Linked DNA regions of Homo sapiens: region 1 is linked to region 2. A link is a loop called in an ENCODE intact Hi-C map of the cell type or tissue named here. Cell type or tissue: GM12878. All regions are shown on one strand. Each heading gives the region's core, and the rest is flanking DNA. Links, peaks and the distances in the headings are about the cores only. Region 1 overlaps ZBTB8B (zinc finger and BTB domain containing 8B). Region 2 has its middle 6.9 kb from the start of BSDC1.

Region 1 (2,918 bases), core at 204-2,703, 93 kb after region 2:
TGTGGTGCTACTCTTGCCTGCTTCTGTTGCTCCCAGCAGATCAATGAGTGAAGATGGCTGGTTACTCATTCAGTAGTTATCAAACAATTATTTATGGAGTCTTTACTGTATGTCAAGCACGAAGGGTACTTCAGTGAACCAGCACCATCCCTGCCCTCAAGGATCCTGCAGTGTGTAATCACAGAGACTGGCAGTTATAACACGGCATGTTGGGTGTGACAACAGGGACAAGCACAGGGTACTCTGAGAACGCGTGGGTCGGGTACCTAGCCAGTCATAGAGCCTCAGAGACGCTTTCTGTCTAAGCTACTCTTCCTATCCAGTAAACTTCCAGCTTTGGCATACTATATTTATAAGCAGTTTAAACAGTTGCTGAAATTTATTGCCTTTTCTCAAACATGGTGGCTTTGGTCACTAACAGTGTTTAAATTATGTGTTTTATTCAGTTATGCAAAAATATATACTATACATAGAATATCAGAATGTTGTAGTCTTTAGGAAATATGCATCAGGTTTGTTTTTTTTGTTTTTTTGACAGACTCTCACTCTGTCGCCAGGCTGGAGTGCAGTGGCGCGATCTTGGCTCACTGCAACCTCCGTATCCCAGGTTCAAGTGATTCCCCTGCCTCAGCCTCCCGAGTAGCTGGCACTACAGGCGTGTGCCACCACGCCCAGCTAATTTTTTGTATTTTATAAGAGATGGCGTGTCACCATGTTGACCAGGATGGTCTTGATCTCCTGACCTCGTGATCTGCCTGCCTCAGCCTCCCAAAGTGCTGGGATTACAGGCGTGAGCCACTGTGCCTGACTGGGTGGTTTTCTTTTTTAAAAAATAATATGGTTTTCTGGCCGGGAGCAGTGGCTCATGCCTGTAATCCCAGCACTTTGGGAGGTCAACGGGGGTGGATCACCTGAGGTCAGGAGTTAAAGACCAGCCTGGCCAACATGGTGAAACTCCGTCTCTACTAAAAATACAAAACAGGAGAATCGCTTGAACTCGGGAGGTAGAGGTTGCAGTGAGCTGAGATAATGCCACTGCACTCCAGCCTGGGCGACGGAGTGAGACTCCATCTCAAAAAAATAAAAAATAATAATAATATGGTTTTCTTATTTAAAAAATAATATAGTATGTAAATTATTTTTCAAGTAAAAATGAAATGACAACAACAGATAACTTCCCATTATGTTGATCCAGTGTACTGTGACAGATGGGGAGGAGCCCCACTGCATCTGGAGTGGGTCTTGGCTGGCCATGTGAACTAATTAATACCCCAGAAATCAGGATACATGCCAGGCGTCGGGGCTTACGCCTGTAATCCCAGCATTTTGGGAGGCTAAGGTGGGTGGATCCCTTGAGGTCAGGAGTTTGAGACCAGCCTGACCAACATGGTGAAACCCCATCTCTACTAAAAATATACAAAATTAGCCTGTAATTCCAGCTACTTGGGAAGCTGAGGAAGGAGAATTGCTTGAGCCCAGGAGGTGGAGGTTGCAGTGAGCTGAGATCACACCACTGCACTTCAGCCTGGGCAACGAGAGCAAAACTCCATCTCAAAAAAAAAAAAAAAAAAAAAAAAGAAATCAGGATACATATAGGACAGAACCATTAAATCAAGAGATTTGAAAGTTAGAAGGGACAGGAGAGATAGTCTAGTCCAACTCCATGTGACAGATGAAATGACGTTTCTAGTTCTCACACAGCTGGTTAGGATCAGAAACCAGGTCCTGCCAGGCCAGTCCTGATAATAGACAGACATGTTTGGGCAGGCAGAAAAGACCATTCATAGATAACATTTGTTTCCCTGGGTATCCATCAGACCAGAGGCACAGGAGAGGAAAATGCTGTTTTGGCCTCATATGATAAAGTATGCATTGTGTGATTATGGTCTGCATTCTTGCAATGCTTAGACAGGGAGGGGGAAATCACATTTTGAGCATGGGGGAGTTAATTTCTTTGTCCTGTAATACCACACATATCTAAAACATAAACCACCATGGAACACACTCACACTCACATACACACAAAAGGCAAATTAAAATATTTATTGTCCACTTAATATGTGTTCTGTGTTTGATTGTAATGTATTCATTTTACTTATAAAAAATTTCAAAAGTAAAAATATATATATTATTAACTTGAAGTGATTTTTTCCAACCTCGCTGATTTTTTTCCTTCTTTCTTTTTTGAGACAGAGTTCCACTCTGTCACCCAGGCTGGAGTGCAGTGGTGCAATCTCGGCCCACTGCAATCTCCGCCTCCAGAGTTCAAAGAGTTCTCATGCCTCAGCCTCCTGAGTAGCTGGGATTACAGAGGTATGCCACCATGCCCGGCTAATTTTTGTATTTTTAGAAGAGATGGGGTTTCATTTTGGTCAGGCTGGTCTCGAACTCCTAACCTCAGGTGATACACCCGCCTCAGCCTTCCAAAGTGCTGAGATTACAGGTGTGAGCCACCATGTCCGGCCTCTAACTGATTTTTGAAATATAAATTGGGTGTGATTCAGGGAATGTAACAAGAACAATCTTATTTGAAACAGAAAACCACATATTTTTAAGTCAGCAGCCCACATGATAAGATGGTATTGAGTAAAAATGTATTCTTAGGTATTTCTTGACTCAGTGGATTTTAATCAGTCTACTGCAAAAGCTAGTTTTATTTAAAGGGCTGCAATTATATATAAGAATTATTAGAAAAACAGATTAGCCACTTAATCTAAAAATACCTAGATGCAGTATTCCTGGTTTTTAATGAAATATTTATCTAGTTTGGGATTAAAATTAACTTAGGGCCATCAAAAATGCAAATTATCTTTAATTTGGTTAAATCAACCTGGGAGTAAATGGAAATAATCTCAAGCTAAATTTTTGTTTTGATTTATATACAGTCAGATTGAAACACCCTAGTTACAAGTTTAGAA
Region 2 (2,918 bases), core at 164-2,663:
CGGATTTGAACCCAAGGCTGTCTAATAAAATCAAGCTTCTGTGCATTTCATGCTAGTCTTAACTTCTTCCAACCTTATGTCCTGCCTCCCCACCCAGATGATAGCTGCAGGCATCCTGTCCTTCGTTATCTTCACCTTGTCTCATTCCTCACCCCCAGGCCCAGCAGAGTGCTCGCCCATGATGTCCCTAGTGACTGTGGATTCAGTGGGACCCTTTGCTTGGGTTTCTTTGGTCTTCCTTATCTGTTCACCCCAGTACCTTGACCGTTGGCTCCTTTCACTGCCATAACCTCTGGCATCAAACATATTCATCCTTTTTTTTTTTTTTTTTTTGAGGCAGGTCTCACTCTGTCACCCCAGCTGGACTGCACTAGCATGATCATGGCTCACTGCAGCCTCAGCCTTCTAGGCTCAAGTGATCCTCCTGCCTCAGCCTCCTGAGTAGCTGGGACCACAGGCATGTGCCACCATGCCTAATTTAATTTTTTTTTTTTTTGTAGAGATGGAGTCTTGCTATGTTGCCTAGGCTGGTCTACGAACCCCTAGGATCTAGCGATCCACCTGCTTTGGCTTTCCAAAGTATTGGGATTACAGGCATAAACCACTGTGCCCGGCCAATGTCTTCATCCTTAACATTGGGATACTAATTCTGGTTGTTGTAATGACTAAAGAAAATAAATAAAACACCTAGCACATTGCAAGGCATAAAGTCCTCATGTAGGGATTATGATTGTCTTACCTCCTTACCCCTGTCCTCAGAGCCTCATACAATGCTAGGCGCTGGTAGAGGGCTAATGGACATCTGTTGAGTTAAACAGTATGTTGAAAGAACACTGGTTTGGGAGTCAGCAGAGCTAGATTTTAATACTGGTTTATGGGCAGTTGTCACTTTTTCTCTCTGAAATTCAGTTTTTTCACTGTCCTTGGGGCCTCTACAGTCTCCTGCAGCTCTTAGGCAAAGTATGAATGCAGGTAAATCCCACACCCTCAGACCCTCCTTTGACTCAAATCCCCCCTCTGACACTGCTGGACCCCTTTTGGCAGATGATTTTTTTCCTACTCCCCCTACCCACCCCATTAGAATTGGCAGGTGATTCTTATCCCAGGATCCTGGCTTTTGCTCCCAAGGAGCCCTGACACCCAGGTGCCACCAGATGGTGCTGTGGACTCATTCTTCACGGGAAGCTGGCTCCCGGGCTCCCCGGCTCCCTATCTCCCCGGCTCCTAGGAGAGGCCTTCTGGCTCCTCTGGACAGGGTGGGGTTCCTCCGTGGAAGGCTGCTAGGCCTGGGATAATCCTGGGAGGTGACTCAAGCCTTTCAGAAATTTCCAAGGCCCAAGCCCGCCCTCGGTTTGGCGTGCAGATTCCAGCATAGAGTTGGCAGGAGGACTGGCTGCGTAATTTGTAGAACCCAGTGTAAGACCAAAATGCCTAAGTTACTGATGCAGGCAGCACAGGGAATGCCTAAAAGCCCATGGACTGGTTCTAGTTCAGCCCTCTAGAGCTGATTGTTAACATTTCAGGAATTTTGGCCGGGTGTGGTGGCTCACGCCTGTAGTCTCAGCTACCTGGGAGGCTGAGGCAGCAGAATCACTTCAGCCTGAGAGGCAGAGGTTGCAGTGAGCAGGGATCGAGCCACTGCACTCCACCCTGGGTGACAGAGGGAGACCCTGTCTCAAAAAAAAAAAAAAAGAAAGAAAAAGAAAAAAAGGAATTTTAAAAGCTGGTTGTTGAACACGGACATTATTTAATTAAATTTTATAAACTTACCATTAAATAAGTTATAGAGCTGGGTGTGGTGGCTCACACCTATAATCGCAACTTTTCAGGCGGCTGAAGCAGGATGATCGCTTGAGCCCAGGAGTTCAAGGTTACAGCGAGGTATGATTACACTATTGTACTCCAGCCTGGGTGACAGAGCAAGAGCTCATTTCTAAAAAATAAATAAATAAAATAAAAACAAAGGTAATAAATAACCCAAACTCATCACTATGTAATTACTTTTATATATTTCACTATCATTTATGCTCACTTTACTTTTTTTGGCTGGGTACAGGGGACTTTATTGATGGTACATGACAAAGTGCGGTCTCATAGTCCCCTCCCATTCTTCAGGGAGCCTGGCATGGAAACAGTGTTCAGGAGGGGGAGATTCTCAGTGTGGTGGGGGACTGAGTTTGGCAGGGACTCCCCAGCAGCTGAGGGCCTCTCTTCTTCTCGTGCTGTCACTGGGGCTGGTGGTTCAGAGGGCCCTTACTCCTAGGAGGCCATGTAGACCATAAGGTATATCGTTCTGTTGCTGTAGCCAAATTCATTGTCATATCAGGAAATGAGCTTGACAAAGTGGTCTTTGAGGGCAATGCCATTCCCAGCATTGAAGGTGGAAAAGGTGGGTGTCTCTGTTAAAGTTGGAGGAGGCAACCTGGTGCTCTGTGTAGCTCAGGAGGCCCTTGAGGGTGGCCTCCGATGCCAGTTTCACCACCTTCTTGATGTCATCATATTTGGGCAGCTCTCTCCAGATGGCAGATCAGGTCTACAACCCACATGTTGGCAGTGGAGACATGGAAGGCCATGCCAGTGGGCTTTCTGTTAAGCTCAGGGATGGCCTTGCCCACAGCCTTGGTAGAGTGGGTAAATGCAGGGATGATGTCCTGGAGAGTCCTGTGGCCATCACGCCACAGTTTCCCAGAGAGGCCATCCACAGTCTTCTGGGTGGCAATATTGGCACCAACTGTGGCCATGAGTCCCTCCATGATGCCAAAGTTGTCATGGATGACCTTGGGCAGGGCAGCTAAACAATTGGCAGTACAGGAAGCGTTGCTGACAATCACAAGGTTGTTTTCATACTTCTCAAGGTTCACGGCCATCACAAACATGGGGGCATCAACAGAGAGAGCAGATATGACCCTTTTGGTTGC

Evidence for each region. A loop is a pair of places that touch in the nucleus more often than their neighbours do. Peaks named below come from ENCODE experiments on the same cell type or tissue, not always from the same donor. Only the 100,000 strongest peaks of a DNase experiment are listed, where the experiment ranks them.
Region 1: it touches region 2 in a loop (3-fold over the local background); 2 of 110 quality-filtered maps call a loop at or near these places.

The regions. Positions count from the first base shown.
Region 1 is chr1:32,492,631-32,495,548 of GRCh38, forward strand. It overlaps ZBTB8B (zinc finger and BTB domain containing 8B), which reads left to right. Exons shown (of 4, transcript NM_001145720.2): 4 at 1-2,918. Among named protein-coding and RNA genes, the nearest start is that of ZBTB8B, 29 kb to the left of the region's middle. In GM12878, for the core only: no CTCF peak of the experiment used is centred there; a DNase peak (open chromatin) is centred at 1,705.
Region 2 is chr1:32,399,856-32,402,773 of GRCh38, forward strand. It overlaps the pseudogene GAPDHP20. Among named protein-coding and RNA genes, the nearest start is that of BSDC1, 6.9 kb to the left of the region's middle. RefSeq lists an enhancer at 938-1,057. In GM12878, for the core only: a CTCF peak has its summit at 1,153 (motif pointing right); a DNase peak (open chromatin) is centred at 1,130.